Linked DNA regions of Homo sapiens: region 2 is linked to region 1. The links are chromatin loops, found by intact Hi-C in ENCODE. Cell type or tissue: Caco-2. All regions are shown on one strand. Each heading gives the region's core, and the rest is flanking DNA. Links, peaks and the distances in the headings are about the cores only. Region 1 has its middle 39 kb from the start of JAG1. Region 2 has its middle 95 kb from the start of LINC01752.

Evidence for each region. Hi-C counts contacts between places; a loop is a spot of excess contacts. Peaks named below come from ENCODE experiments on the same cell type or tissue, not always from the same donor. Only the 100,000 strongest peaks of a DNase experiment are listed, where the experiment ranks them.
Region 2: a loop joins it to region 1, with 2.1 times the contacts of the local background. A loop is called at or near these places in 4 of 110 quality-filtered maps.

What each region holds. Positions count from the first base shown.
Region 1 is chr20:10,704,223-10,721,133 of GRCh38, reverse strand. No RefSeq gene overlaps it. Among named protein-coding and RNA genes, the nearest start is that of JAG1, 39 kb to the right of the region's middle. RefSeq lists an enhancer at 14,464-15,663. In Caco-2, for the core only: no CTCF peak of the experiment used is centred there; DNase peaks (open chromatin) are centred at 9,603 and 12,114; H3K4me3 peaks cover 819 bases.
Region 2 is chr20:10,839,838-10,856,748 of GRCh38, reverse strand. No RefSeq gene overlaps it. Among named protein-coding and RNA genes, the nearest start is that of LINC01752, 95 kb to the right of the region's middle. In Caco-2, for the core only: no CTCF peak of the experiment used is centred there; a DNase peak (open chromatin) is centred at 7,558.

The DNA of each region.
Region 1 (16,911 bases), core at 4,945-12,944:
AAATTCCAAATACTTTTCCTTCATACAAATGAGGTTAACAGCAAGAACAGATTTTACAAGGACATTTTACAACCAATCAGCACCTCGTGGAATGAGATAAATACCTGCTTTTTTCCTTAATATGGTAAATGGCTGGACATAGTTTAAAATAGAGCCAAAGCTTGGTGCAATTAAAAAAAATAGGTGACAAACAAGAGACATGTGCAGGGCAAGCATGTAAATAGCTTTTGGGGAAGAAAGCTAATGGATCTAGTGTTCACACAGGGAAATTTCACTAGACTCTTTAACCAAAGTCAATCTGCCACGTTGAGGAAATGCAGGATCAGCCTTGATACTTTTTGTCCCAAGGGAAAGTTGCCTGGTTGCCAGCAAAAAAAGAGAACTATTTCCATTTCTGTTCTTGCTCTGAACAGTGGGCTGAGAAGAAATTGATCTCATGCGGAAGTCTACAAAGAGAAAGCCTTCTGTTCACTTCTTTCTCAGTTGAGACTTGCTCCTGCCAAACTAAAAAGACACACATGGAATCACAGACTCTTACAAATAAAAGAAATTTAGAAAGCTTGCAATCTAAAACACACACGCATCTCAAAACATACCACTAGCTAAAGAAGGCCCGTAGCCCAAAGAATATTTTTCCTTTTCTCACAAGAAAGTTGCAGTCTAGGTTAGAAAACCTGCTGGAGGGCAGTCCCATCTCAAGAACGCAAGATGGTTGCCCCAGTTCACTCTGCACTGAAGTGAAACCTCCAGCTTCCTCCCCAGACAGGTCCTCCCCAAAGAGATCACAGCATCTCTGTTCAGAAAGAGATCTCAGTAATCTGTCTTAATTGCTGAGCTTCTAAAAAGCTTTTGACTCCGCCACAGTTATGCCTTAAAAACCCCCACACCCACACTCAGAAATTTTTGTGTTTTAGCCATAAATTTTTTTTAAGACAGTTGAATCAGAAACCTTGGGACCATATTGCTCTGCCAAATAAGTCATGTACGTGGAAACTGAACCCCCACTAGAATGCCTCAAGTTGTGGCTAGGTGTGTCACTGATCTCTTCTCTGTTTAAAAAAAAAAAAATCCTTTCCTTCTGTTCCTTTACTTCTTTTCTAGGTACTAAGTAAATAAGTAGAGAGTTTTGTAGTCCCCAGCTTGTACAGCTAACCCCTCATAAAACAATTCATATTGTATAAAATAACAATGCTATCCATTGAAATTAAAATGGAAAAATTTTAACTGTTACTCAGCAAAGACAACAAAGGTGTCCCCTTTCAGAGTTGATAAGAGATCATGAGATTGAAACTCTGCACAGCACTTTGAAAACTAGAAGCCCTAGTCTTAGGACCTCATTCTTTTAAAGCCAATAGCTTTGAAAGCTTGCTAGATCTGAAACTGGCTCCATCCTATGTTATGTTTTTGATCTACAACACTGTGAAACAATTACTGTTGTAATCAAATACACTTTGATTATTTACAGCTCTCTATGCCATTTACCCTTACAGAAAATAGTTCTTAAACCATATGGATAATAGAACAAAGCAAAATGGCCTTGAAAATAAACCAATCCTGCAAAAAAGTCATGTTTTTAAAATGTGTGTCTGTGTGTGTGTGTGTGTGTGTGTGTGTGTGTGTGTGTGTGTATAAGAGGGAACAAGTATTTCTGAAAGCTCACAAAATTGGAAACAAGGCAAGTCAGTAAAATTTCTTCTAAACCACCTTTCTCTACCCCTGGAAAGCATTTTATGAGATAATGAAAACCTCTAACATTGAGTGATGTGATTAAGTAATAAAGGGCTGAATTTTCCTTCCTATGTAACTCCACAGGGTGCTTCCTAGTGCATTGCAAATGTCTGTATAAAGAGCTAACTGTGTGTTGGTGTGCCACCAGATTACTGGTGTTCGTTAAAGGAGATCCCACTGAGATTTTTCTCTAGACTGGTAAAACAACAGCTTCATTCTCTCTACCCTAATGGGCTGATTAGTGAGTCCTACCCTTCCTAGAAAGCACTGTACACAGCAGATATAGGTGCATTGTCTCAGCCCTAAGTGTGAAAGAAGAGCAAGCTTGCACACTTGAAATCTCATGGTTCACCAATCAACACTATTTGGTTGGGAGAGTTTGCCTGAAGAACTAACATGCCTTCACATGCTTCATATGAGATGGTGACGTTCAGCCACTGCAGATATTCCAGGCTACTAAGAGAAGATATATAGCCAGCTGTCAACCCCCGGAATGCAACACTTAAAGGATGGGGAATGTATTCCTTCCTGGGTTTAATCTCATCACTGCTTCCCTCTCTGAGGATGGTGCAGGGCACCCAGGTTTGACCCAGACTACTGCTCCACAGGTTCCAAGTAACGCATGGGTTAAGCCAGCCAATAAATCAACCTCCTAACCAGGGCTTCATCACCCTATACCTGGACTCTCACAGCTTTGCAGCCATCTGAAATTTCTTTAATGGGATTACCCTGATGGACATAAAATCTCTGGAGTCTGTCATTGTAAAAGGACTGCTTCCAACAATATTTATGAGAAGGTGCTTTTGCAGTTATTCCTCAAATCTTTCTCCCAATATTCAAACTTTCTGTATTCTAAATTCTCCTCTCATAAAACCTTTCACCACCAGATGCATGCATATGTGAGGAGGTGTGTGTGTTGGGGGGGGGGAGTATTAGCTTTATTTTTTAAAACTTTTATTTTGAAATTATTTTAAATCTACAGAAACACTTTCACAAACCCCTCTCTGTTTCTGTGTGTGTGTGTGTGTATCCAGGCATACACTCAGTCGCAGACAGTTGTTTCTGGACCATGTGACTCTAGGACACATGTAACGTGTCCTTGTTCTGAAATACCTCCATGTGTATATCATAGGAATAAGGATAGCCTCTTACATATCACAGTACTGTTACCAAATTCACGAAATTTAACATCGATGTAATATTTTCTTCCTACAGACCATATACAAATTTCATCATGTGTCCCCAAGAACTCCCTTTATAACAATTATTTCTCTGAAAGGATTCAGTTCATAATCACATATTTTATTCAGTTATCAGCTCTGTAGTCTCCTTTAACCTGGGAGCAATTCCTCAGCTTTTCAGTTATTTTATAGAATGTTTCTCAACTTGGATTTCTCTAACATTTCCTTATGATTAGGTTCATATATCAAATTTGGGCCTGGAATACTACATAATGATGTGTTCTTCCTGAAGTCTCATCTCAGGATTCTGATACCCAATTTGCCCGTTTTTGTGATGTTAGTTTCTATGATTTGATGAAGATCTTGCCCCACTTCTTCATTGCATAGAGACCTGTTTTCCTTCTTTACCTTTAGATACCTTGAAATTATGTAAGTAATCTGCATTTTTTTTTTTTTTTTTTTTGAGATTGAGTCTTACTCTGCCTCCCAGGCTGGAGTGCAGTGGCACAATCTTGGCTCACTGCAACCTCAGCCTTCCAGATTCAAGTGAGTCTCCTGCCTCAGCATCCCGAGTAGCTGGAATTACACTTGCCTGTTGCCACACCCAGGTAATTTTTGTATTTTTAGTAGAGACAGGGTTTCACCCTGTTGGCCAGGCTGGTCTCAAACTCATGACCTCAGGTGATCCACCCGCCTTGGCCTCTGAAAGTGCTGGGATTACAGGCGTTAGTCACCGCATCTGGCCTAAGTATTCTGCTCTTTATTTAATCTGTACCTCTAGATTTAGCATCCAATGATGAATCTTGCCTAAATCAATTTTCACTCCGACGTTCTCGTATTCTCTAAGTTACATTGCAGAAACTTAATTCACTGACACCACTCCAGGGCAGAAGAAAACTAGATTGCTTTAGCAGTCATGAGGCGTTTTCACAGGGTGACCATCTCATACGCCGGGAAAAAGGGGAAAATGCCTATGCTACAAATGGGCCAGCTTTGTCACAACAGGCTTTCCTTTTATCCCAGTTTCTTCAAAAGAGTCCTGTCTCCAGAGGTGCAATTCCAAATCAGAAGTCACCACACCATCTTCCACTCCTGTGATTCAGTATCAAGCATTTTTCATTATGCTCACATACAGCCTTTAGTCCAGGGCACTTCCTCCCTTTTGTTTAAATTGCTTGTAGAGTAAACATCTCAAAAGTTAGGATGGCAGCCAAAAGAAGATAATCTCTCAGGGGAAAAGATTGGAATCCTCACAATTTCCATCACCAAGAAGCAAAGGAAAATGACAAGTTGCTATTCATTTCCAAAGAAATTGTACTCTACAGTGAAGTTTCCCACCTTTAATTTCATGAAATGAAAGTCTTTCAAAATGTTACATTTTATAAATGGCAAAAAAAAACCTGCATCGCAACATTTCCTATGGAAACAAACACTTTTGCATATATTATATAGATAATTTACACACAAACACTTTTCCTTATAAGAGGAGCTGCAGGCATCTCAGAAACCTGATAGGTTAATTATCAAGAGAATACTCTTCTGCTTCACATGAAATGAAACAAAGTGAAACCTACTGGTTAGGGGAATCTATCACTTATGCCCTCTGGGGTTTATCATGTTCGCTAAAAATAAACACACTTCTTTGAGGACAGATGGAAAATGTGAGGTGACAATTCATTCTCCAGGAGAGCTCGTTACTTCCCAAGAGGCAAATTCTCACTTCAAGGTGTGGAATCCCCACCTGCATTAAAAAACCTCTGCAATCTATAGGCAAGCATGCCTACTGCAGTGAGGATTATTCTAATAAAACTGGAGTTTGATTGAAAACAAAAATAAAAACAAAGTGATAAGGTCCAACATATAGTTGCTGATATGGCCAGTCTTGCTTCCCTTATCACTAATCAGAATCTGGCAGCATGAGTTAGATTTTGTCATCTAAGAAAGATTTGCTTCTCTTTCTTATATTGGCATGTATTGTGTAAAGAGACTATAGCAAAATCCCAGCAGCCCAGCCAAGTAAAAAAGACTACACATGTTCAAATAGAGTGAAAGAATACTGCATCCTGTTGTATGGTATCCTGTCATGTCAGATTTTATTGTATTTCAGAGCTGGAAGCAACTTAAATATCATTTTATAGCCTCCTCATTTAATAGGCAATGCAAACAATGGCACAGCTTGGATACATATTCATTTAATAACTATTTAAATTTATTTAAATAAGTATTTGTTCACAGAATATTTACCAAGCCCCTACTTTGTGCCAGGCACTGGGCCAGGCCCTAAATATATGATGGGAAATAAAGTAGAAATAATAGTAGATGATCCTTACGCTCACAGATATTGCAACCTACTTGTGGAATTTATTGATAATAACATCATAGTTCATTAAAAGCTTTCATATAGATCACTAGTGTTCAGTAGAAACGTATTATGAGTCACTTATGTAATTTTTATATTTCTAGTCCTGTCTCCAGAGGTGAGAGTCCAAATCAATTGGCTACATTTTTTAAAATGTAAAAAGAAATAGGTGAAATTAATTTAATAATATACTTAATTTAATGCAATGTATTTAAAATAATCAATATAAAAAGTTATATAGTCAACACAAAAAGTTATTGATATGTTTTACATTCTTTTTTATATTAAATCTTCAAAATCCAGTGTGTATTTTACATTTACAGACATCTCAATTCAGATGGTAAATTTTCACCAGAAGTATTTGATCTATATTTAGATTAAAATTTACAGTTTAAAAAGAAGATTGGCAAATTCAAGTTGTATCAGGCATTCTTAAAAGTTTTCAAAGACCTGAATCAAGCAGGTCTTAAATTTAAGTTAATCAAAATTAAACACAATTAAATAATACAGTTCCTCAGTCACACTAGACCCATGCCAAGTTCTCAGTAGTCCCATATGGCCAGTGGCTGCAGTATTGGTGCTGTAGCTCTAAACGGCATCCTTTTATTTTTCTAAGAAATACATGAACAAAGCAGGGCAGGCATTACTGCCCACATTGTATACATGAAAAACAAACAAGCCTCGGAGACAGATAAAATGAGTCATCTGAGGCTGTACACTACTGCAGTGAGTGGTGGAATCAGAATTCAGTCCCAAGACTCCCAAAGCCTAATGATATTTCTCCTCCACCTCTCTGTATTAAAAATGAGAGTAAAGAGTCCTGTTCTGTTCACAGCACTATGTTAGGTTGTACAGAATCACAAATGCCAGATTAATAAATCTGGACTTGAGCCAGCCCACAGGTAACACACAAGTAGCCTAAGAGCTGAATTTAGCCACAAATGTGTTCCATTGAGCAGGTCTTGTTTTTCTTTTGCAAATCTAAACTTAACTGCTTCTCAATAGGACATGCATTTTTTAGTTTACCAGAAACCTCACCACCCCCTATTAATCATAACCATTCAGTTTCACTCACTTACTCTTCTTTCCCTAGCCCCTGATGCTTTTGAATTTGCAAACCCAGTGAGGCAACAAGCATCATTAACAGTTTTCAAGCAAGGAATGAGAGTCACCCAATACTGCTTTCAAAAGACTAATCTGGTCCTCTGTGCAGGCTCAGTTGGTATCAGTAAAGACTAGAATCTAAGAAACTAGTTTAGTACTAGCCTGTTTAAAACCTCATTTGCCCCTTTCAGATTTTTCTTCTAGCTCTCATTAAAATATTTTTTGACCCCAAAAGAATCTTCCAGAATATCTAAAGTTTTTAGTGACTCAAAAGAAGCTTTTAATGAAAAGATAGAGCTACACACACACACACATAGAGCTGGTCCCTACCTGCAGGGCATCTGGATGACTCCTATGGAAGGCTTTTGAGTTCAAGATTAAGATAAGGATTTTAAAGATGTAAAGACATCTTTTTTCCTCCCCTGCTTCCTTGCTAGGATGCACTGGACAAAACTTATATCTTCTATATATCTGTGTTCTTTTCTAGTCAAGTGAAAATTTATTAAAGCAAAAGCAATCAATCAAACTTGTTTTTCCAATATGAGTTTATCAGTTAATCTGGTGCCACTATGACATAACATATTCATCATAACTTGGGAGAAGGTAAGAATTTGTTTAAGTCAATTCACTGAAATAGTCCAACTACATTTTTTGTAATTCATTTCAGAGTTAGTTTTCCAGATACGAAAAATATGTTCTATTACTTGAATCTACATGTTTTGATGATTGCGTTGAGTAGGTGAGTCTAATACAAAAATTCTCAAACCTGAATATTAGAGTTATGGGGTGGGAGTTGGGGAAGAAGTTTAATTAACAAGCAGATTTCTGAGACCCAGAATTAGATTCTATAATAATTCAGTAGGTCTAGGGCATCTCAAATCCCATAGGCGAATCTGATGCAGAAGATACCTGTATACCACATTTTGAGAAATATGGTATGAGCAATTGGCCATGGATCACAGCTCTTTCACCTGGATCAGAGATCCCTAGATTTATTGAAGATTACTTACCAACTAAGATGAAGTATATTGATTGCATTCATAGTGCGAAGTAATGGTTGCTTTGTGTGCACACTTTCTGCAATGTGATTCTGTGGATCCTCCCGTCAAGAGGAAGATTCTACTTCCCTCCCTTTCGAGTCTGGGCTGGTCTTGTGATTTGCTTATAACTTTGCAGTGAAAGTATCAGCACATCAGCTCCAAGTATGGGCCTTGAGAAGTCTTGCATGCTTCTGTCTCTCAGATCCTTGTCACCACCATGGGAACAAGCCCAGAAGAGCCTGCCAGAGGATGAGACTGCATGGAAGAGATTCCAATTGTCCCATTCAAAGTGACCTTAAATCAGCCTACAGTCAGCCAGCCATTGAACGTGTGAAAGAGCCCAGCCTAGAAAAACAGAGCTCCCTATCTGTCCCACAGTTGGCTAGAGACTCACAGTGAGCTGGCCAGTGTCAGAAGTATCCAGCCAAACCAAGGGCAATAAATCTTACTGTTTTAGGCCACAGAGTTTGGGGTAGCTTGTTATGTAACAGTGCTAACCGACACATAAGGCAGAGTACCTACCATCTGTCCTCTCTTCAGGCAAGTTTGAATGAGAAAACAATTCCTTCATAGGAAGAAAATACATCTGTTATTGTGGCAGATAAACCCATGGGCAGACTCTTACCATTTGATTTCACTGGGTTTTATCATGGCCCTATAGTTCTCCCAGCACTGGTGGACCAAGGTGATGGCCAAGGAGAAGTGATATCCAGGCCCCAAATAAAGTAATAGTTAATAACAAAAAGCAATGTTATTTAAAAGCATTGCAAGATTAAAGACCCAAGCCAAAACTTAATGAAGAATTTTTTGTGTGTGTTCCATCAAGGTCTTGCTGTCCATTCACCATAAAAGAACATAGTGAAACTCTGTCTCTACTAAAAATACAAAATAATTAGCTGGGAGTGGTGGGTGTCTGTAATCCCAGCTACTTGGGAAGCTGAGGCAGAAGAATCGCTTGAACCTGGGAGGCGGAGGTTGCATTGAGCCAAGATAGTGCCATTGCACTCCAGCCTGGGTGACAGAGGGAAACACTGTCTCAAAAAATAAAAAAAAATTTAAAAAAAGCAAAAGGAACACAACAGATACAGACTTTATTCTTTTGAATGATAAAGGAGACATGTAATCTGGCATTTTTTTTCATGTTTCCTGTAAAATCCTTCTAGTCCACGTGAATTCTTCAAAAGCATTTACAAATCAGATCTTTTAAGGCTCCCTAAATGCAAAACCAAAATTCAGACTTTTCCAATAATTCAAATATGGCTCTGCTGAATCTCACTGCTGCTAAATTATTGCAAGCTGTTTCATGTGTCTAGAATCCAAATGTTAGAAAGATCAGGTCTCATAAAAGAAATGCATCTTTGGGGTCTTAGAATATTCATCGTTTTGGCACCAGTTGCATTACTCTCTTCTTGTAAAGAAATGTCCATGGCACAGGGAACTCTTGGAGCAGTGGGTCGCAGAATAGCAAGCATGCCATATGCTCAGCAGTTCACAAGCACAATGGCCTTATGTCAAGGGTGACATTTTGACTAAGAATCTCTTTACAAACTCGACTTTACATGAATGTAATGGGTATGTCACATTCAAAGGCAAAAAGAGTTACTTCTTTTGTTTGACAGATAATTATTTCACCCGTACAGAAGAATGAACAAAGCCTGTCAAAATCATAGCCTGTCCTCATCGCTGGCCATCTACAAACACACAAAAAATGGAAATGAGACTAACAAAGTCTATTTGCCCATTAGAGCAAATATTGACCCCACTGGCCCCATATGCTTTCCATACCTTTCTTAAAGATTGCTCCTTATAACAAAATGACCAAAAAAGCCAACAAAAGAGCCACAAAGCTACTAAGTCACATTCTGTAGCATTTTATAAAGTTACATATGCCAGAAAAGAAAACAGGGAGAGAAAGCTATATCACAGACTCCAAGACGATTTCCCACACCTTTCAACAAATTTCCTACCAGGTATGAGTCCCAGGTTTTTATAATCCTAAAGCAAGGAAAGTCCTATGGTTTCATAATCCTCATACTTGGAAGCAAAAGTCTAGAAGTCAAAATATTTCTAGATCATATTTTCAGAAGAAGGTTTTCTCGCCATTTTAGGTTAAACCTACAGAGCCTCAGGCTTTCTGATTATACGGATCCTGACGTCTGGCTGTTTTACTAGTAGCTTAGTGACTTCCAGTTCACGTTTGCCAACACTCTAGGAGTGCCCTCTTAGTGTGAGCGGTCAGAGATGATTAACTGAAAAATATTTCCAAGTTAAACATTGATTTGCCTCTGCCTCCATTTATTCCTATCTTGGATGACCTTTCTAACTCTTTTTTTTAAACAAAGAAAGCAGGCACCAGTGGCTTTGCGTTTCTCAGTGAAAAGCAGAATTCTGCATTTGTTAGTTTTTGTGGTTTTATCTTATAAAGAAATGAGTAGGGTATTGGGGCAATCCAAGGGAGACTATTTGCTTTTCTTTGAACACACTCACACACACACACACCTACACACATAGATGCACACTAACTCACACACACAGGCACACAATACATATAGACTCATACATACATACACACATTCATGCACACATATACACACAGGTGCACACACATACACACAAGTGGCCACACACACCTATACACACAGATGACTCACATACACACAGACACACACACACAGACTTACACATACATACACACAGATACATACAGAAATACATACACACCCCCCACCCCATACTCATGACTTGAATGAGGTCATTCTGTTATGTTTCATTTCAGTTACCATTTTACTTCAGTATTTGATCTACACCAATTCAGAAGGTATGAAACTAGCTTAGCTTATGAGGGAGCTGAACGCTCTCCTCACAGTTTTCTTCCTACACTTTAGGAAAATGGCCTTATATATTTAAAATAGCTATCTCTAGGTCTCAAGCCCCTATTTTTGAATCCATGACCAAATCCTGCTGCATTTGAATCTCAGACTATTTCCAAAGCCCATAAAATTTTATATTTTGATAGACTTCATTATATTGAAAGAGAGAGAGTGAACATCAAGGGTAAAGGAGAAAGAATACTATGCTGAGGTCAAACGAATGAAGCACAGGTATCTGTTATGTTATTTCTTTATTTCCAACATATCCAGCTGTCTCACAGAGGCTAACATAAAAACCAAAACATCTGTGCACATGAAAGATTTTTCTTTTTACTAAAGATATATTGTTTAATTTTTTATATATTTTTTTCATACAAATATAATGTACCCTTATTCTAATTTTTGATGTCCTTATAGAATCTGGAATAAGTTTGTATAGCAAAGATAAGAAACAACTTCCTGGGAAAAGGGCATTTATGATCTAAAATTATCTAAAATATCGCATACCAAAAAATAGGCCAAATGTGTTTACATCTTTTTCTTTATCTTTTTTTTTTTTTTTTTTGAGATGGAGTCTCACTCTGTTTTCCAGGCTAAAGAGCAGGGGCACAATCTCGGCTCACTGCAACCTCTGTCTCCCAGGTTCAAGTGATCCTCCCACTTCAGCCTCCCAAGTAGCTGGGAGTACAGGCATGCACCACCACACCCAGCTAATCTTTATATTTTTAGTAGAAAAGGGGTTTTACCTTGTTGGGTAGGCTGGTCTCAAATGCCTGACCTCAAGTGATCTGCTGACCTCAGCCTCCCAAAAGTGCTGGGATTACCAGTGTGAGCCACCAAGCCCAGCCTCTACATCTTCTTCTGATGAGAAATTTCGCACGTGAATATTGGTGGATGTTAGGAAATTATTGTTAATATTTTTAAGGTATGATAATTTTGTTGCAGTTTATGCTTTTTTAAAGTATTATCATTTTTTAGAAGGTAATAGCAATCGATAAAATATATGAAGTCAGAGATTTGTTTAGGAAGGTTAGGGAGTTTTGCTGCAAGATTAACTATAATTAATTATTGAATCTGGTAAAGGGTACTTTAGTGTCTGTTTAAAAGTTTCTATAAGACAATATTTTATGGAAAAAAATATTTTTCTATTGGCTTACAATCTTCCAAGTATGAGTAGATATCCTTCCTTTAAAATAGAACCTCTTTGGGCTAGGCACAGTGGCTCACACCTGTAATTCCCACACTTTAGGAGGCCAAGCAGGGAAGATGGCTTGAGCCCTGGAGTATGAGACCAGCCTGGACAACACGGTAAAACCCTGTCTCTACAAAAAACACAAAAAAGTTAGCTGGGCATGGTGGCATGCACCTATAGTCCCAGCTGCCCGGAAGGCTGAGGTGGGAGGATCACTTGAGCCTGGGAAGTCGAGGCTGCAGTGTACCATGATCATGCCACTGCACTCCAGTCTGGGTCACGGAACAAGACCTTATCTCAAAAAATATATAAATAAAAATAAAATGAAATAAACCCTCTTTGCATCTGACATTTCAGAAACATTTCCAGAGCAATAAGCATAACACATAGAAGGTGAATAGTGTTTCTTTGAACATTAAAACCAATTACCACCTTTTCTTGATAGTCAGAGCAAGGGTGTTCTAAGTTCTTTGACTTAACTGCACTCAGATTTTAACTTTAGGTTTCAACTGCTACACATTAACCACTGCAATTTCACTCCACCCTTGCTATCTTTTCTTAGTAATCATCCATTCACCCTTGTCTGAGCCACTCTCTCATAATGCTTTTCTGGGTAGCAAAGTATGGAGCAAGGCTTATGTTGATTTTATGCAGCCCACATTCCTGGAATGTTAGTACTAAGTACAGAATTTGACCTGTAACACAGTGAAGAAAGAGTTCAAATGCAAACTCCAAAGATATCCATCCCACAGAATAAATGCCAATAAGCAATTTCCTTTTCCCAGCCTACCAGAGATTTTCATCAGATAGCCCATAACAGACAGAACCCATGCCAATATTTTATAACCCATAAAATTTCTTCAAGCAATCGTACAGATTTCCAGCCATCCTTTGATCAGTCTTTGTAACAATGACTCTGGGCCCTCGCCTAAAAATGATTCCTAGATCTCGATATATATACAAGGGAAAAGATCTGGCCTTCAGAAAGCCTCTCATTAAAGCGCTAATCTGTTCCACCACATTCTTCCAAGACACAGCGACCAGCATTCTAGCCAGCCTCAATGGCCAGCCCTAATAAGACTGATAGAAACAGCTTAAGTAATTGGATTGGTATATGGGATTGAATGTCTGACAACAAAAGATAGCCATCTCTATTCGACCACCAAATCTTTGTTCCAGCAATGAATTCATTTAGCAATGTGCTTAGAGGCTCCTGAGCCTGGGCAGAAATAACAGACTGGGGACACAAAAGCTAGGCCAGCTGATGAGCCCAGAGACAGAGGCTGCGCAGTTCCAAAAAGTTAATTACAGTGGACAAAGGCAGCAGACGATGACTTGTTGAATCATTACTATAATCACATTACTGCACTGCTCTGAAGTTCCCAGCCAAGGTGGCATTGCTGCTTCTCATTCTGCCCATGTACTTCATACTCATTTGCCACCTGCAATTTACTGTGTGTGACTTCTCAGTTGACATGCTTTTAACAGCTCAGCTTGTTTGTGTATGCTAGACATTCTTAAATTTTTCATATTTTTCTATCAAAAGAGCCTGATAGGAGAAAAGTGTTAAAGTAGCTGGTACAGAAAAAGTTGGTGTTAAAATTATCTATTTGTCTCAAAATTTGTGATTCAGGAAAGCACTATCATGCATTAGTGCAACTATTGCAACATAATTGCAATATCAAAATCATATATTTATGTATATAACTTTAGAAAGGTCTAAGTAGGGTTAATATAATATAAAACAAAACATCGATTTACAGCTTTAGGTAGGTCTAAAGAAGGTGAATATAAATCAGAATATTGACATCTAAAGCCCATGCTAGGGTGAAAAGTATCAAGGAGTGCCCATACTCAGTGATTCTGAAGCAACATTATTAGTTAATAGTTTCCTAGAAGTTTTGACATGGTTATTTCTTGACCACTGGGTATTCAGTTTCCTCAGCAGTGTGACATAAATTATTTTCACTTTTAACTTCTCTGGGACTGTTTTGGTCTGTCTGGAAAACATACCAGTCAGCGAGTGAGAAGAGCATCTCATTTTATAATAAACAGAGATGGTGGTACAATAATCACAGCTAAAACGGTAATAACACAGCAGCAATAATAATAGTAGAAGTGGTATTATTAATTAATAATTATTTTAGATAGCCAACTTAGAGTGGATTCTAAATATTTCTAAAGGAAGGTCTGATTTAGCCATACAACATTCTGTAAGAGGACTCAGGCATCATTCTACATTAAAATGGAAAGAAATAGCAAAGCCAGGGTGCCTTTGCTTTCTCAAACAGTGGCACCAAAGAAGCCCAAATACAAATGTCTTGACATCTAGTCCAACACTCCATGTCTTTAAAAAGCATCTTTCCGCCAAGATTCCTTGCCCAACTTGGCAAAGATATAGAACCAGCTTCATAGTCCAAATTGTGACTTTGGATTGCAACTGAAAATACACAATCATATTTTGTCCAAAGTTGGCATGTTTTTCCGTTCCCAACTTATCATCCTGCCAAATGGAGAACGTAGTCGCAAATGCTTGGAACTATAACCATAAAAAAAGGTTGGAATATTTCTAATCAGGGATGAACATATTTTTTTATTTTAACATAAATCATGAAGAGAACCTTAGAAGGATTTTTGCTCAGACCTTCTTGGCAGAGATTTCTGGGGGCTTTGCTGATGTTTTTGAGGAGAAATGTTCAGAGGAAAGGACACTGGTACGTTTCCAAGCCAAGCGGTCACTCCTTTGCTGGGAGCAGGTGATTCCCGCATCCACACAGCCTCCAGAACACACCACGTCTGTGACCATCACATTCCACAAAACTGACGTTACCTTGATAAAAACAGGTCCCCAATTCAACAAAACATCCCAAACACCTGCCTAAATGCCTTTGTCTCTTTTTTGTTTTCTAAAAGGGACTGAAGTTGCAATCGATCTGTACGTCTGGCAATCAACTGCAGGATATTTGCCGTATCCCTACACACAATCCCTACACACACGCGGAGCTTAAGTGGATCCTGCGCTCTACAGAAAGCTCCTCCACAGTGCGGTCCGTCGGGGCCTCCGAATCCCCCTCCAGGCCTCAGGCTCCTTCCGTTCCCACCATCCTTTCCTCATTCCACATGCCCTTCCTGTACTGGATACAGCTTTTCTTTTCCTAGGACTACGTATTTCTTCCATCCTCCCCAGGATCATAAAGCCCTCAAGGGTAGGGATGGTGAGGTTTATGATCTTCCCATTCCTCACAGTGCCTAGCACAGAGTGGCATCCCATCAGTGTGTCACGGACCCATTAGGATGGACTGAGAACATGAGACAGACAGAATCTGTTGTACTTAGGTACAACGTGAATAGGCATTGATGACTTGCCTTCGAGGTCAACGTCAGTTTACCAAGAAAATAATAGGCTTTCAGTTCCAGTGTTTGCAGTCTTTCTAAATCATCCAAGGTGTGACTGGAACATGACCACAGCTTTGTATAAACCCCAAACCTGACAGCCACTCACAGTGTTACAGGAAATGTGTGTCCACACATAGACATACAAAGCCTCTGTCTTGGAGCGGTAAACACCCGCGGCGTCTGTGACTAACGGTGAAATCACTTCTGTGCCGAGCCGACGCCCTGGCTCCTCTCGCAGTGCCACTGGGACAATACAGGTAGGCATGACATGGCTGAGCACAGGTGGACGGATGTCCCGTGGCCTCAGTCATTTCACATGTCACTCTTTTCTTACCTATCATTCTCAGCCTCACCCCCTGCCCCTGCTTGGCCACGGAAGGCTGCTGCTTTTTGAAGGTATTCTGGAAAATCTCTGATCAAAGGGTCTTTCCCAGCTTCTTTGTAGCTCCTAGTTGGTGCTGGAATGAAGTCCTACCAAGAGCCAGGCTGATTTCTGCCCCTTACTCTTCTGCCTGGAGCATTCCCAGGCCTGTTTTTCATTATCAAATTATCTGTCCTTCCCATTGAGCACATGGTCCAACATAGACACAGTAAGTTGGCAGCCTAAAACACACAGGCCACACTGGGCCTGCAAGGGGATTTTGATTCTTCTTGACACTATTCGTTTGTTTCATAAATTCATCACCAATGTTTTTAAGTCAAGAAATTTTCTATGTCAGTTCAGATGTCTAACCTCTTTTTAAAAATTGGAAGGTTTGGCCACCTCTGGTTGGCATTTCTACCTGGCACCAATCAACTGAAGCTGAGAAATGGCTGTCTTTTTAGCTGGGGAAGCAGCACTCCACTTCTCCACTGTTCCCATCCATCCCCACTGTCCCCATCCATCCCCACTGTCACACACTTGACCATCCCATGAGCTCACATATGTACCTTGCATGGCAGAGACGGGAGAGCAGTTCACAAAACATGGTTTCTCTTTCTGAACACACAAGACTATATATCCTTATTTGTACACCCATGGTTATAGAAGCATTATTCACAATAGCTAAAATGTGGAAAAAACCCAAGTGTTCACTGATGGATAAATGAATAAGCAAAAACGTGGTATAGACACACAACACAGTATTATTCAGCCTTTAAAAGGCAGGAAATTCTGAAACATGCTACTACCGGGAAGAAGCTTGAGGACGTTATGCTAAGGGAAATAAGCCAGTCACTAAAAGATGAACACTGCATGATTCCACTTACAGGAGATACTTAGAGTAGTCAAAATCATACAAGATAAAAAGAGTTCTGGAGATGGACGGTGGTAACAGATGCACAACATTATAAATGTGTTTAACACCATTGAACTATATTCTTTAAAATGGTTAAAATGGTAAATTTTTTGTTTTGCATATTTTATCGCATTTGATTTTTTTTTTAAGATTATAGTCATATGACTGAGCTCTGGCCAGAAGAATGTGTATAGCAGTGACATGTGCCAGTTTATGGTGAATGCCATAAAATTTCTCACATGTGATTTTCCATGTTCTTTTCCTCTCCATTTGATGCAGTCAAACCACATGTTGAATATGGCAGAACCATCATATGGAAAGATCCCAGGTTGGAAGATCCACTTGCTGACTAGAACAACTTTAGATAAGTAAGAAATGAAAATACTTCTATTATGTTTCAGCCATTATGCATTTTGGGTTTGCTATAGCAACTAGCAGAACTTTAATGCACCTACCTTTGAGCATCTGAGTCTGGGACCTGATTTAATACCTATAGGCCCATCGTTCTCATCTTACATTGAACTACCCATGACTAATCCCTCTGAAAGGCACCATTTCTTGTAGAAATCAACCCACTATGAACTTCAAGAGATGGTCTTCCTCCCTGGACCTCTCTAGTGAGTGGCTTTGTCCAACATTAATTTGTATAACTGTGATTGTGTCTGAAGTTGCCTGACTCTTAACTTAAATCTTTACTTTCTACTCTAGAAAGTTCTGGCTCTGGTCTTCATGAACTTCTTAGAAAAGTAATGGATGTTTATAAA
Region 2 (16,911 bases), core at 3,402-11,401, 140 kb before region 1:
TTGCTTCTCTCAATTCCCCCAAATAAGTAAGGCATGTGTTTCCAAAGAGATCTATCTTATCCTGGAGTAATACTCAAATTTTCTGTGTTCTCAGAACTCTAAACTCCCTCCTCCTCAGTAAAGTCTTCTCTGGCTATTTAAAAGCAATTCAGAGTTTTATCTTTCAACTATCTACCCTTTTCAATAAATCTCTGCACATTGAAAGGCTCTTCTGGCCTTGTCAGCATCAGAGTCAAAGGGGGCTGGGGCAGAGTAAACACACAAGGTGGACTTTGGTAGCCAGGCTCTGTGCCTGGCTGTAACCCTTTCTTTTTATCATCCACAGTATACTTACTCCTTGTCTTGGAATTCACCACAGCAGCCAGCCTTCTCCTCCAGCTCTATTTCCTCCCCTGCCTATTTACTCTCAAAGATGACCTCTCCACCTACTTCCTTGGGAAAATTGAGAACATCTGATGAGAACTCCCACAAGTTTCCTCCCAAACTCCTTAAGTTTTCTTTGGATCATCACCCAAACTTTCTTCCTTCCCGCCCATCTTGGAAGAAACATTCCCTGACACATGGACAGGTTAACCCCTTCACCTGCCTTCTACCATGCAGGGGCTTCCCTTTGATGATTAGGGTCTCTATTTTCTCCTTCCACTGACTACTTGTCCAGTTCCTCAACACAGGCTCAAATCTTCTCATTCAAAAACAAACACACAAACACCAATGACATCCTCTCCTCATTCACTCTTCACTCTCTTGCCTTCCTTTTTCTACCAGTCCATAGTGTCCACTTCCTCTTCTCTCTCTATGCCTTCCATAAAAAAAAAAAATTGTCTCACCTAGCACTAAATGTAGAAGGCATCAAATAAATGTGAGACTCATTTCTTGATAGCCTTGAAATACAGTTTGAAAGCAAGTAGTGTGATGCCTCCAGGTTTGTTCTTTTTCCTCAAGATTGCCTTGGCTGTTTGGGGTTTTGTGTGGTTCCATATGAATTTTAGGATTTTTTTCTAGTTCTACGAAAAATGACATCAGAATTTGATAGGGATTGCATTGAAATCTGCAGATCACTTTAGGTAGTATGGACATTTTAACAATATTAATTCTTCCAATCCATGAACACAGAATATGTTTCTACTTATTTGTATCTTCTTCAATTTCTTTCATCAGTGTTTTGAACTTTTTAGAATGTTGGAATTCTACACATTAGATTACAAAGTGTAGAAATCTTTCACATTGACCAATGAAACATAATAGAAAGCCCAGAAAGGAATCTCCACATTTATAGTCAATTGATTTTCTACAAAGGTGCCAAAAACACACAATGGGAAAAGGACAATCTCTTCACTAAAGAATGTTGGGAAAACTAGATATCCACATGCAGAAGAATGAAACTGAACTCTTACATCATACCATACACAAAAATCAACCCAAAATGAAATTGTCTTTTCTAGGGTTAGCCAAATCAAAGGTCTGGGTTTGACACCCATCCTATTAGTAATCCCAGAAGCATTCTTGCTTCTCAAGATGAGACCTCTCTTCCTGGTTTCTGTGATGTTGGTTTCCCTCCAACTTTTCTCACTTACTCATATAAAGTGTCTTTTCCTTATTCTTGTCCATCACTTAATGGAAGTTATTTCCAAAAATACCTCTCTTGGCTTGTTCTCTTGGCTCAGTATAGTGAGCAGAGAACATTTTTATTCCATGAAGATTCTCATTGGCTCCCATCCTCACTGCATGATTCCCAAAGGTATATTCTTACTTCTGACCGCACTACCAAATCGCAGACCACATCTCCAACACTTGCTAAACACCCTCAGTCACCTGCCTTACCTCCCTCTAAGTGTGGCCTACCGGCTCCTTAACCTCTAGTTAACTAAAGCAAAATGAATGTGACAGAATGAATGTCCATCTTGCACAACTTTCAGGGAGTTTCCTATATAATTCTTGCTGTGGAAAGGCACTACTGTCAGACTGAGGCTCAGCAGGCCTGCAGGTAGAAACAACAGGCGATTTTACCTGGCTGGAGAAAAAGTGTGAGACAGGGAACAAAGCCAGATCCTGATCCAAAGCAGCCAAGCTGCACTTCTGTGCTCAGCACTGTATGTTTGCCTCTTGGTCCTCTTGAAAATTGCACTGTTCAAGACATTGATAACAGATAGAGACATCACCAAAAATTAAACAAGCATTGCTTTCACACCTAGAGATAGAAAATTAACTACTTACTTTGCCTGCAAGTCAAGGCACAATGGCATTGCATTAAGCAGGAAGTGATGGGGCATCTGACTTGGGCACAGTGGATCAAGAAAAACTGTGACTTCTTTTCCACTTATTGTTCACACTGTAAATGCTTTACTTCCATCAATTAAAAGGCCTATGTGGATTCTGTCCCTCCAATTATTCATGGTTCTGTTAAGCATCTCTCTCTGATTGAGACTCACTTTTCTTAGTATGAGTGCCTGCATCTGCTTTCTTAATCATGGCGTTCCCAGATCCCAGGGAGCTCTGTGAATGATGCTCTCTTGGAAGACACTGGTGCTAACATTTCCCTCCCTGAGTTAGGAAAGTTAAGAAGAGTTAATAAATTTTTGGCTATGCTCATGTCCCACCCTCCCACTAACAAAAAAAAAAAAAAAAAGAAAGAAAAGAAAAGAAAAGAAAAAAAAGTCCTTATTTTGAACAAAGGAGAATGAAAAAAAGCTCCCTTCCTCCACCCACAGCCTGGGCTCCCCATCCAGGGCCTCCTGCTAATTTCAGGCCTCACCCTGAAATCAGGGAGGCCTGTGCCCTTGGGACACTTACCACCCCTCTCGGCATGACCTGCAGCATTGACAGCTTCCGAGTATCCTAATCTATTCCATATTCTGGGAGGTTCTTAGAAGGGGAGGGTAACCATTCATTCTCCCACAGTCACTCCACGCTTGCTTTCCCACTCACATCCTCTTGGGATTGACAGCAGTAGGGTAATAGAGTTCTGCCTTCCCTGATGCTGCGTGGCTCCTTGGCCTTCACTTAATCAAGGCCATTGCTGTGAAAGTAAGCCGTGCACAACGGGGCCTGCCCAGAAGAAAGCAGGGAGCTATGGCATTGCCTTCTCCCAGCTTAAATGGAGTATCTAATTAAAGCCACACCACCACTGTTAAAGAAATGTAAGGAGCAAAAAGGAGCAAACACACGGAGGTATAAAAAATTATAGGGAAAGCTGAGGGGAGAGGAAGACAATAGAATGATGCCATTACTTTCCCTTAACTGCCATTTTGTATCATGTTAATTGAAAACTGTATCCGTTTTCAGGTTCATCTGCCAATGACAAAGCTGGAATTAAGAGGAACCAACCCATGTGAAAAACTTCCAGGGCTTAAGATCAAGTAAGTAGTGACTCACACTTGTAATCCTGGCACTTTGGGGGCGCTGAGGCAGAAGAAGTTCTTGAGCCCAGGAGTTTGAGGTCAGCCTGGGCAACATAGGAGATCCTGACTCTACAAAAGATTTGTTTTAAGTTCTTAACAGGAAAAAAAAAAAAAAAAAAGATGGAGTAAGTACTGGTCCCACCAAACCTAGCCATTTGCCTGACTACTAAACCTAGACTCCTTAACTCTGCCATATCCAATTTATCAGGAAGCCTCGGCTCTACCTCCAGAATACCCCCCACATTCAGCTCCTAGCTCACCCCCTTTGCCACTACCTTTTAAATTCAAGATACTATCATTTCTTGCCTGGAATGTTACAACTGATGGCCAACTGGGCTCTCTGCCTCGCCTTACCTCCATCCTACTCTCCACACTGCAGCTGGTGAGAGTATTTTCACACCCAAATTACCTTCCAAAGTTTTCCCACTGCCTTTGAGTGGAATCTAAGCTTTTTACACAGCCCACATAATTTTCCTTAAGCTGTCTCCTTCTCTCATCTTTACCACGATTCCCTAATACTCTCCCCTTCACTTACTGGGCTTTAGCCATGCTGGTCCCCTTGCTATCCTTCCATTGCACCAAGCTCTTTCCCTTTGTCCCAGATGGGGTTTCCCAGTGGAGAGCCTGTGATGGGGATTCTTGTGCATGCAGGGAGGACTCTCAGGACAAACCTACAAAATAGTTTGGGAGATAGAACAGAGAAAGGAAAGACGCCAATCAAAGATACAGTCTCCACCAGAGACCAGATTCAGCCTGATGATCCCATGGCCCTGCTTAAGGCAACAGACTGGCATCTTTTTCCATTCAGTCATTGGCTGTGGTCCACCCCTGAGGGTGGACATCATCTCAGGCATTCTCCTGCAGGAAAGCGCAATTGCAGTTGTAAGCAGATAGCAGCCAACACTCAGGGAAGCCAGGGGATGTGTACCTTGGCCCTTGGGATGTAGGCAAGGCATTAACAATTCTACTAGATCTACCTTAAGAACTTGTTTTAGCTATTCCTTCTGCCTGAAGCATGCTCCTTCTAGATCTGCATGTTTCTAGCTTCTCATTATCATTTTCATCTTGGTTTAAATATCTTTTCTGAGTGGCCATGCTTGACCACCTAGCTAAAGTAGCTACTCTGACACACTGCCCTTCCAGTTAGTCAATATCATTATCTGATAATATCCTTTTTCACTGTCTGAAATCATATTTTTTATTTAACGTTCATGTGCATGTTTATTGGCTGTCTCTCCTACTACAATGTAAAGTCCAGGAGACCAAGAATTCAGTCTTATTTGCCAATTTAGTGGTAAAGTAAAAATACTCTGAAGTGAGACTTCCAAGTTCAATTTCTGACTCCACTATTTAATAGCTATATAAGCTTGAGCAAGTTAAGTAACTACTTATAAGTCATTGTGTTGCTGACTCCCATCCTTCAGATTAATTGGGTCATTTGGAGGATTAAATAAGTTAATGCAAGCAAAGTGCTTGGAATACTGTCTGATACATGTTAATTATTCAGTAGATGCTAGCCCATGAGATGTGCCTGGTATATGAGTGAATGAATGAATGGATGGGTAGATGAATGAATGAATGAATGAATGACTTCCTTGGCAACTCAAGCTGCCATTCTGCTCCACCTATATGGTTTATAGCAGAGGCCACTGCCATTTCCTTGACTTTTACCCTTTAAGGCTTCAAACATTCTTATTCTCTTTCTCAGCCATCAGTAGGCATCTAAAGTACCCAAATTAATTTTTGTTTCTCAGTGATTCTTGGAACCACCCAATACTCCCATCTCGACCATACTCATTGCAAGTCTGTAGACTTGAAGGCTTAATTTCCTGGGCAGCAGCATGCTAAATTCTGGAGGCAAGGCTCTAGTCCCACAGTCACAAGCACTCACTGTTCCACCAACAACTCTTTCCCATCGCTTTGCTCAGGCCACCCTTGCCATGTAATCCAAAAAGCTGGCTGCATCAAGACGAAAGGAAGTTTTCAGTAAGCTTCAGCCACCAAATGAACTGTGGTTTTGTCTGTGGCCTGGATGAAATGGATAAAGGTGCAATTAGTTCAATTCTCCTCTGAAAGGCAGAGTTTATGGGAAGTAAGAAGCAGGGGCAGTCGTTAAGCAAATATAAACTGACCGCGTTCTGTTGAGCAGGCACTGTGGGGAACATGAACCGTATCATAGGAGGAGACGAAGAATAAAAGACACAGTTCAGAAAGCAGTTGCCCTGAGAGGGGATAATTTTATTGACCTAAATTTTTCTTAAGGAGGCTTTTGTATTTTTTTGGGTGAAAAGGTCGGATAAGACATTTAGGATTAGTGGAAAGGCATCAAGAACAAGCCTAACCTTCCATTATGGGAAGACCAGGCAATGTATTTGTCATTGAAGGGGGAGAAAAAGAGCAGTGCAAACAGAAATAGGAGAGGGAAGTTAGAAGGCAGAGGGAAGACAGAGGCATCTTGAAGAGCTGTAATTGTGTTGCTTACTCCCATTCTTCTATAAGGTGGCTAAATTCAACAATGCCTGGAGTGAGGGGAGGTTTTGTAGAAAGCAGTGAAGTGTCTGGGTTTCTGGACCAGCAGACTTTAAATGATCTAGAGACCACACCTACCCAGTAGGCCAGAGGAGATGGGAGGTAAAGGAGCCTCAGGCAAGCTTGGCTTTTGTGGAGGCCATGAGATGGGGTTTGGCCGAAATTAACCCAGATCTCCAATGAATCAAGAGGGTTCAGCAAACACCCTAGCAGCATCTAGATACTCTCCGACTCAGGGAGATGTTTAAGGGCAGACACCCACATCCCAGTGTCCATCCCTGTGGCCCCATTTTCAAACCGGGTCTAGAATCTTCCTCATCAATCATATACCCAAATCTAAGCTAATGAACAATTTTAAGCAGTGGCTGAGGCTCAGAAATAACATGTAGAAGGGCAGGCCCATGGAGATCATCCAGCATCTCTTCTTCTGCATAATCTTCCAGGGTGATTTCATTCACTCTCTTGGTGTCAGATCTCGTCTGTAGTCTGGAGAATCTTTAGCCCAGATCCCCCCTTAAGAGCTGTTGTGTGTAGCAGCCACTAGCCACATGTGGCTATTGAGCACTAGAAATGCAGCTAGTATGACTGAGCAACTGCATTTTAAAAATTGTATTTCATTTTCATTTATTTTGATTTTTTAAAAATTATACTCAATTTAATTATTGGAACACCTTTAATAATGTTTGGAACAATTTAGGTATGTAAATCTACTTTTAAAAAATTTTTCATTTTGATTTTTGTGGGTACATAGTAGGTGTATAAATTTATGGGGTACATGAGATGTTTTGATAAGGCATGCAATGTGAACTAATCACATCATGTGAACTAATCACATCACGTGAAATAATCACATCATGTAAAATGGGGTATCTACTCCCTTAAGCATTTATCCTTTGTGTTACAAACAATCCAAATCTACTTTTACAACTATCAATTTTTCATACGAATGAAAACTTAACATCCAAATTGAGAGGCTCTGTAAATGTAAAATATAAATTGGATTTAGATGATTTAGTATCAAAATGTCTAGTTTTCATTAATAATTTTATATTGATTAAATGCTGACATATTATTTTGGATATATTGAGTTAAATTAAAACAGTATTAACATTAATTTCACCTGTTTCTTTTTATTTGTCTTGATGTGGCTACTAGAACACTTAGAACTCCATACATGGCTCACATCATATTCCACTGGACAGCACTGCTCTGGAACCATATGGCCACATCCCCCCTTAGGTTATTCACAAGTACCTCAAACTAACATATGCAAATTATCATATGCAAAATTACATTATCTGTTGTCTCCCATCTCACCCCCAACCTCTTCCTCCTCTAGAATTCCTTAAATGCCTTCATTCATCAGATTACATTGGAAAATAATCTGAGAGTTATTCTTGATGCTTCAAAGTCAGTACCACCTTCAGTAGCATGTAGCTTATGCACTCCATAAGGGCAAGGGCAGTATCTGTCCATCTGTCTACACTTAGCCAAATGCAGCGTGTGGTAAGACCTCAATAAAGACTTTCTAAAAGAACGAATGAGCAAACAAGTGAAGGGGTGACTCATCTCTGGCATTGCTGAGAAGACAAAGCACGCATAGCACAGTTAAGCAGAAAAGAGACATTCCAGTGTGCTCCCTAGAACAGCTGGCCTTGAGGAAGAAAGTCAAAGTCCCGCCTACAAAGCCACAGAGCAGTGACATGAAAACTGAGGCTCCAGCAGCCCCTCTATACAGGGGGGTCTGGAGATAACCAAAGCAATCAGGGCCTTCCCTATGAATTAAGGACATTTGGAGGCGGGTGGGGGAGTTAGCTTCCTGGAACCACACCCTACTCAGCTTTACAACGTGGCCTCTTTGCTGTAAAAGCTGGAAGGGGAATTACAGAGACAACAAATCTAGGTCAGCAAGAATCATGGACAGACTAAGTAGGGAGTGGACAGCCTCCCTGAGTGCCAATTAAACTAGAGCAATGACCAGTTAACAAGTACAACTAAAGAATAGGCTGAAAAAAGTCAGGCTTGTTCCAGAAAGTCTAGCGGCCTAAACACCATCCCAGAGCAATAATAGCAGTGGGAATAGCCATTGACATCAATTTATACAGCACATACGATGTACCAGGAGCTACTTTAAATACTCCTTTCTTCTCACACTCTCTCTCTGTATGTATACATGTATATGGTGTGTGTATATGTGTGTGTGTGTGCTAGCTTCAGTCTTCATAGCAACCCTATACAGTTGTTATCATTATCATTCCCATTTCACAGATGACCTAAAAGAGATGTGGCTCTGGGATTCAAACCCAGGCCATCAGTTACAAAGTCTTCATTTGTAACTATCACGCCATTCTGTCAACCACAGATCAGGGAAAGGAGGGATCAAATCCTAATTTCTGGAACACCAGGTAAGATTGTGGTCCATCTGCTCAGTGTTCTGATGAGTTTATCCAAGGAGCATATTTGGGACTAAGAGAAGAAATAGGCATTATTCTCTTCTCTGACACTAGCCACGTTCATTCACTTCTGCATTAAACGTGTATATTTTTTAAGCTCTCTCTTACCTGTGTTTCTATTTATCCTAGTCTCTTCTTGAGACAAGGACTTCTCTTCTACTCTTCGCTACTACTGCAAGATTGGAAGATCTTAAGGAAAACTGGTGTATTTGGAGGGCAGAGATTCTGCATTAATGGAGAGTTAGGTTGGCTCTGCTATTTCTGCCTCCTTGTGCCTTAAACTGAGGAATGGATCCAGCTAAGCACAACTTTGTAAAAGAGCATGGAGCAGGGCCCTCAATCAACGAAGCTGGGGGGCAAGAGGAAAGTAGGGACACGGGGAGCTAACATTGTGTGATGATATTTGCAGTGGTTTTAGACAAACTAAATAACACCAAAAAAAGAGGAAACGATACAACTTCTGACAATGTCACTATCCTCACATTAACTTTTTTGGAAAGAGAGACATAGAAGGGAATGATACAGAAGAGAATGATAGACTTACTCTGTTTTGCTCATCACATAAACACAAGAATAAGGGTGGGAGATTGTTTAAGGAAGGAAGATTGCAAGTCAAAAAGGGGGAAATTTTTCTAGCCATAAAAACGCGTCAAAATTGAATCATCTCTTTTGTATGGTTTTGAACTCCAGTTTGGGGAAGAGACCTCAACCAAAGACTATTGACCACTGGAATTTGAGTTTGAGATTGATGACCATTTAATCCCAACTCTAAGATTTTATGCCCTGAATGTTACCAATATATTTTCTATTAAGATATAACTTATACAACATGAAAGTTACCATTTTAAAGCGTACAATTCAATTATGTATAGTATATTTGTAGAGTCATACAAACATCACCATTTTCCAATCCCAGAATATTTTTATGAAGCCAAAAAGAAGCTTTATATATTAGCAGTCACTCCTAATTCCTCCTCCCTCAATTCCTGGCAACCATTAATCTACTCCTTGTCTCTATGGATTTGCCTATTCTAGACATTTAAGTCATATAATATGAGGTCTTTTTTGTCTGGCTTCTTTCACATAGCATAAGACTTTCACGATTCACTCATGTAGTAGCATGAATCAGTATTTCATTCATTTTTACGGCTGAATAATTTTCCATCATACGGATATACCATATTTGGTATATCCATTCATTTGGTAGTGGATATTTGGGTTGTTTCATTTTTTAGCTGTTATGAATAATCCCACTATAAACATTTATGTACAAGTTTTTGTGTGAACATGTGTTTTCATTTCTCTGTGGTATACACCTAGGAGTGGAATTGCTTACTTGCACAATAACTCAATTTTTTAACTTTCTGAGGAGCTGCCAAACTGTTTTCCAAAGCAGCTGTACCATTTTACATTCCCACCAGCAATGTATGAGGGTTCCCACTTCTCCACATCTTAGCTAACAGTCAGTATTGTCTGTTTTATTACAGCCATCCCAGTAGATGTGAAGTGGTATTTCCTTGTGGTTTTGATTTGCATTTTCCTAATGACTAATGATGTTGAGCATCTTTCCATATGCTTATGGACCATTTGTATACCTTCTTTGGAGAACTGTCTATTTAGATTTTTGTCCATTTTTAATTGGGTTGTCCTTTTATTATTGAGTTGTAAAAGTCCTTTATATATTCTGGATGATCAATATATCTGACTTTCACTATAAGTGAATAAATTTGAAACCTGGGTAAATTATCTTTCTAGGGGAAAAAATAGGAAACTTGAAATTATTTAAGAGAACCTAATATGAATAACCAAAGAAGAGATTATGAACATTTATAAAGAGCTATTTCCCTGTTCTCCCTAAGCCCCTCTTATCCTACCCTACCTAAAATTCCAAAAAGCACCAAAGCCAGTTGGTTTCAAGGGTGAATTTTTCAAATCTTCAAGGAAGAGATTTTTCCTTTGCTATATAACATGTTCCAGAGTCTAAAGAAAGGATATTTCTTAACTTTTTATGAAGGCAACATAAAACTTCACCAAAACCTGAGAAAAAAAATAGCCCAAGAAAAAATTATAGAACAACCTTACTTATATATGTTGACATGAAAAGCTCATAAATTAAATATCAATAAATGAAATTTGTCAGTACAGTAAATGAATACTACAGGGGAATAACCTTTGGAAATCGTAAGATGATTGAATAATGAGGATTCAGTATAATTAACAATGCATGTGAATAAAAAACTCAATATTCAGAAAAGGCATTGAATAGAAACATTTATTTCCAGTTCAAAAACACTCCTTAGGACCTGTACATTGAACAACAGTACAATATCATCTCACATCTTATATAAAATAACATTAAAACATCTGAAACTATTTTTAAAAATAGCAAAAATATATGGAAACGGAACTTTCGTAAACTCCTGGTGGGAGTTCAAAATGGTCAAATCACTTTGAATAAATATTTGGTAGTATCTAGGAACACGGATAACCTACATACCATATGACCAAGGAATTCTACTCCAGCGTAGAATATCCTAGAGAAATTCTTGTACAGTTTATAAACCGACATATACAACAATTTCCATGGCAAAACTCTTTCAAAATAGAAAAAAATAAATTATATTAATAGGAGAATGAATAAACATTTGTATTTTCATTTCATACAACTGTTAAAATTATGTAGCTCTCTCTATTCAGTCATGTAATTAGAACTCCACACAAAATGTTGAGTGAAAAAAAAGCAAAAAAGCAAATAGCACACACCTTAAACATTTTTGTTGTTGTTGTTGTTGAGACAGTCTCACTCTGTTTCCCAGGCTGGAGAGCAATGGCACAATCTTGGCTCACTGCAAACTCCGCCTCCCAGGTTCAGGTGATTCTCTTGCCTCAGCTTCCTGAGTAACTGGGACCACAGGCGTGTGCCACCATGCCCAGCTAATTTTTTTGTATTTTAGTAGAGACAGGGTTTCTCCATGTTGGCCAGGCTGCTCTTGAACTCCTGACAGGTGAACCACCCACCTCGGCCTCCCAAAGTCCCGGGATTACAGGCGTGAGCCACTGCACCCAACCTTAACATTTATGTCTATTTTCAAAACACAAAAACAAACATTGTGTATTATTCATCAACACATACATAAGTATGTAAATATATTAAAATGGAGTGAAAAAGATACATATTCCTTTCACATTTACCTCTGGGTTTGGAGCAAGAACAATACTGCCAGTGGAGGACTTTATCATTCGCCGTAATCCTTTACTTCTTTTATTTCAATTGGTGAAAATTTTAACAATCTTCAATTCTGATTGGTGAGTGTATGAACATGCATCATTATTCATTGTACTTTTGAGATTTTTCAGATTTCTGAGAACAAAAAAAAATTTTCATAAAAACAGACACCAAGTTCCTCAGTATGGTAAAAATATATATTTCCAAACAAAAATTAGTCCCATTCTTAATGGCAAAACAGGGGAAGCATCCACATCAAAATAATTTAAACAATAAGGATCCACACTATTAATTTATATGAGTCTAAAGGGCTCTAGCTATTTAATTAATTGATCAGAATTTTAAGATGTATATGTATCTTTAAGTATATGTCTATAGGATTGTATATTTGTGTGTATGTATATGTTCATGGAGTGTGTGTATGTGTGTATATAAGAATTTGTATATATGAGTATGTATATGTATATGAATGCATATGTATGTGTGTGAAGGGGGTGTATGTGTATGAGTATGTATATGAGTGTGTCTGTGAGTACAAACACCCACTAACAGACACACTCACATATATACTCTCATACACATATACCCTCTCACACACATATATACACATTCATATACTACATAGCCACAGGTATATTCGCTTACATACATAGGTATATGTATGTAAGAGTATCTGTGAGTGGGTATATATGTATGTATGTAGGAAGGCGTGTATGTGTATATATATGTATGGGTATGTACATATGCATATATGTGTGTGCATGTGTGCATATGTGCCTAGGTATGCATATGTATGTATGTGCATGTGTACATGTATGGGTATGTATATGCATGCACATGTGCATGCAAACATATCGAATAGGAAGAAATACATACCAAGTGTTCCACATGTGTTTGTTCTGTATTTTCGGGTAGAGTTTATGCTCATTAAAATCTGAACCTGTGACTTGTGTTTCTTTCAGAATTTGGAATTAAGTTCTCAATAATTCTTGTAGAATTAGATTTGGCACCAGAACCCCACAATTTCTACAGACGGGCAAGAATTCACAGATCAAATTTCAGGACTGTTTTTAGCTCAGTACAAGATAGTTGGTGGTGAGAATTTTAAAATAAAAATGAAACCCTAGAGATAAGTTTCTTTTAAAATTTTTACAGATATAGACACAGTTATCCCCTTTTCTGGAATTCATAGCAAACATCAGGAACTAAGATATTACAATTACCTCTAAATTTTGACAATTTCTCAAAAATTGCTAAAGTTCGTTCAGGAAAGATAGAGAAGATACGACGCTGTGGATGACCTGTTTTGTTAGCCAGAAGGACAGAAGAGAACCCACCAGGTGGACTTTGCTTCCACTCCGGGCCAGTGGGTAACCATTCATTTGAAGAAGGTGGCATCAAGAAGTCAGTAAAAGTGGGGGAACCCCTTCGTGGATCCCGTATAGCAGGAGAGAGAAACGGTGGTGTTGGTGGCAGTGATGAATGTGGCCTTCTGGTCCTGTGTAGGAAAGCTGTAAACTCACGGGTTCAATTCCCAGGATAGGAGGGTGGGGTCTGGAGAAGAGCAGCATGGCCTGAGCCTTAGCAGACATGCTTAGTGATTGCATCCCACTGACAAGGAGACACAGCCATGGCTTTTGTTCTGCATGCCTGGAAAGGCAGCCAGAGCAGGAGAGCCATCCAAAAGCAAGAAAAACCATTTCCTCACAAAAGGAGAGGTTATTCTCTTATTTTCTTTTCCCCTGGAGCCTGAGTCAGGCAAGAAAGCAACACCCTAAGGTCAGATCGAAGTCACAGAGCTGAGAGCTCCATTCGGGTTCAATTTGACAGGCTGAAAGACACTCATAGCCCAGATGGGCAATAAACCAGAAGAGCCACAGCAGCAGAAGCAATGCCTTATTCCCAAATATTGCTTGGAGCCCAAGAAGAGTCTCTTGCATTTCAGCTCATACTCCCCACACAGCAAACCAAGCTGTGCTCTTTCTGGGTGGCTGGCTCAAAGAATCATACATTACAGTGGAAACTCCCATTTACTTCATTTACTGCCATTTATAATATTTTCCACTATTTGTAGATAATAAATTCATCCTTTTCTTTTTTCCTTTTTTTTTCCTTTTTGTCAAAACTGCAGGCCACTCCAAAAGCCAAAAATGTTCCAAAATCTTACTCGAATGTGTTCCCCTTCATTTTCTCTGATAGCTTTAATGGTTTCTTTGGAATTGCCCCAATATCAACCAAATTAACAATGCTGAGCAATAAAAATTGTTACCTTCATTCTTGAGTGCCAAGGGGCCTTTTGAATGAGGATGCTTAAAGAAGAGAGGTTAATTAAAGTCACTCCCAGAAAAATAACCACCCACCACAAAAAGTTTCTCCCCAGCCCAGTCTAGCTCTGTATCATAGTTATTGACAATCTCCAGTTTATTTGAAACTCATTTAACATGCAGGACTGAAACCATGAATTTTGTCAATGGAATTACATCTCTGCAATTGCCTCACCTAAGCCTTTCAGAAGGATGTTAAGCAGGAGTCTTAGCAGGAGATCAAAAGGAGAAAGGGAATATTCCAGGCTTACTTTATTTCACAGAAGCCTGGTGGTTTTCTCAGTCTGTGAAGAGCCGGGCACACGTTGCATATGTGCTGCATGTGGAGAAATTAACGTTCCACTTGGAAACCTTACTTTTTACCAAATAACAGCCTCAGAGAAAAGCATGATGAACAAAGCCACAACAGCATCTCTTTCATTTTTACACCCTTCAGTCTACTGGCAAAATTGGAGCAATAAACATGTCAGCAGCTCATTCCTCTTTCTTATATTCTGTCATTGTTTGCTTTGGCAACAGCTACTATCCTAGGGCCAGGAGGAAAAGTGGACATACTGGACCAGGATAAAAGGTGTCAGCCAGCTAAGTTCATCACCAAACCCCAACTGGTAAAGGAAATTGGTATCCAATTCACGTGATTGCTACTGCTCATAGCTAAGATGCTGAGTCAGGCTGAAGAGCTATCCTAGAGGAGGTAGCAGAAAATTACTTTTGTTTCATTAAAAGTGAATCCTAATTGGCAATTATCTACAAAGCAGTAAAGAGAAGACATTATTTTGATTGTTTGCTAAGCTTTCTGCATCTCTAGAGAGATGTTTTCAGCATCCTTCAGTGCTTGGCACATCCTTGTTCCAAGGAATCTTCTTTGTATGTTGCCTCCTTCTGTTAAGATATCTATATAGGTGCCCTATACTTCCTACATTAAGTAATGCAGGGGTTCTCAATTTATGTAGTTCAGTCCCTTCCACATGCATCTTTTTTTCTCTTCATATTACTTTTAACTTGTGTCTTTACATTGAAAATGTATTTTTTATAAACAAAACACAGGTAGACTTTCCTCTTTCACTCAGTCTGACAATCTCTGCCTTTTAATCTGAGTGTTTAATCCATTAATGCTTAGTGTAATTATTTCTATAATTCAGTTTAGCTCCACATGCTTCCTATTTGTTTTCTATTTGTTTCAATTTCCTTTGTTCCTTTGTTTCTGCTTTCCTGACTTCACCGGGATTGATGAAGTATCTTTTAATATTTTTTAATCTACTCTACAGTTTTTTAACGATATCTCTAGTTATTTCTCTTAATAGTTACTCCAAAGATTATAAAATGCATTCTTAACTTGTCACAATCCATCATGAATTAATACTGTACCACATCTAATGTATTAATCTTACAAAAGTATTCTTCCTTTTACCTCCTTTCTATTTTTATGTAATTGTTATCATATGCATAATGAGTAAATCCCAGAACACATTGCTTATTTTCCTTGAAATAGTCAATGATCTTTTAAAGAGAATAAAGGGGGAAGACATTGTATATTTACCCAAAACTCATTGTTTCTAGAGCTCATCATTTCTTCCTGTAAAATATTGAATTTCTGTTTCCATTCAGTCCTTTTGAATAACTAGGTATGATAGAAAGCTAATGCAAATTAGTGTCTGGCTGAAGAGCTAACTCTAACAATGAACAGTAGGAATGAACAGCAGCTTTCTTGTGATTGTGAATACATATATCACACAAGTGATTTGCAGCAGGGACTTAGGGCCTGTTTATTCTGAAGGAGAGAAAACCCAGAGGTGATGGAGTAAGCCTCAGAAGGCTGTCAAGCCAAAGGTAAAAATAATCTTCTCTAAAAGTTGGATCTAAGATCAAAGAGTTTAAGAAACTTAGAAGCTGATTTACATTCAAGATAAAGAACTAGGACTATTCAACATGGAAGAAAATGTCTTGAAAACCATCAATTCTCCATGACAGGGCTGCTCAGTCTGGGGAGGCCGCATGACACAGAGGTTGAATGTGGGCTCTGGTGTCTGACTTTCTGTGTCTGACTCCTACCTCACCATTTACTTGAGATGTAATCTTGGGTAAGTTCACCAACTTCTTTGGACTCATTTTCTTATCTTTAAAATGGGCATGATAACAGGATCTGCCTCAAAAGTTTGCTGTTGAGGAATCACCTGGAACATGCCTGGAGCACTGTCTGGCATGTTCTGTTCTGAGTACTCAGTAAACATCAACTATTACTGTTACTGTTGCCAGAGGACTCTTCATGTTGTTTCCAATGCTAAGATTCTGTTTTACTCTGAGTCTTCTGTCTTTTATTATGCTTGAAGTTCAAAGCAGAAACAGAACATTTGTTTTCATGTCACCGCTTTCTTCTTTCACTAAACCTCAATAAACACATGAGAAATTCTCTGTAATTTTTGTTTAATTCCTAATCAGTACCACTGACAGGAATTACTTCTTTTATTGAAATAATCTACCAAGACAGGAACTATGGGACAAATACATCACATCACATTCCTAGGACAATGAAAAAACACAAACCATAGATAAAAACAGAATTATTCCTTGATGCATGCTCTTGAAAACTGGTCAGCAATGAAAGAAATAAGACTTGGCCTCAAAGTTATCAGACAGTGGAAAAACAAGAGAACCAACTTATGATGATGGCCGATGCTATCCAGTGAACACTTGTAGGTAATTTAAAGTTCTAAACCATCCTCATTACAGGACCCACTAACTTCATTTTACAAATGTCAATGACTGAAGTTTGGAGAAATTTATGTTACTTTTTCAAATTCACACCTGCAGCCACACTCTTTCCTCTTTGCACCATAACAATGCTACATCATGTCCATGGGCAGCAGGAGGGCAGGGGCACCTAGACTATGTCAAGATTTAGAAAACTAGATATCGATGTGACTAGACTCAGTTAATGGAAGGTAGTACACTTGGGTATCAGCAGGCCTCTCTTCAGGCAA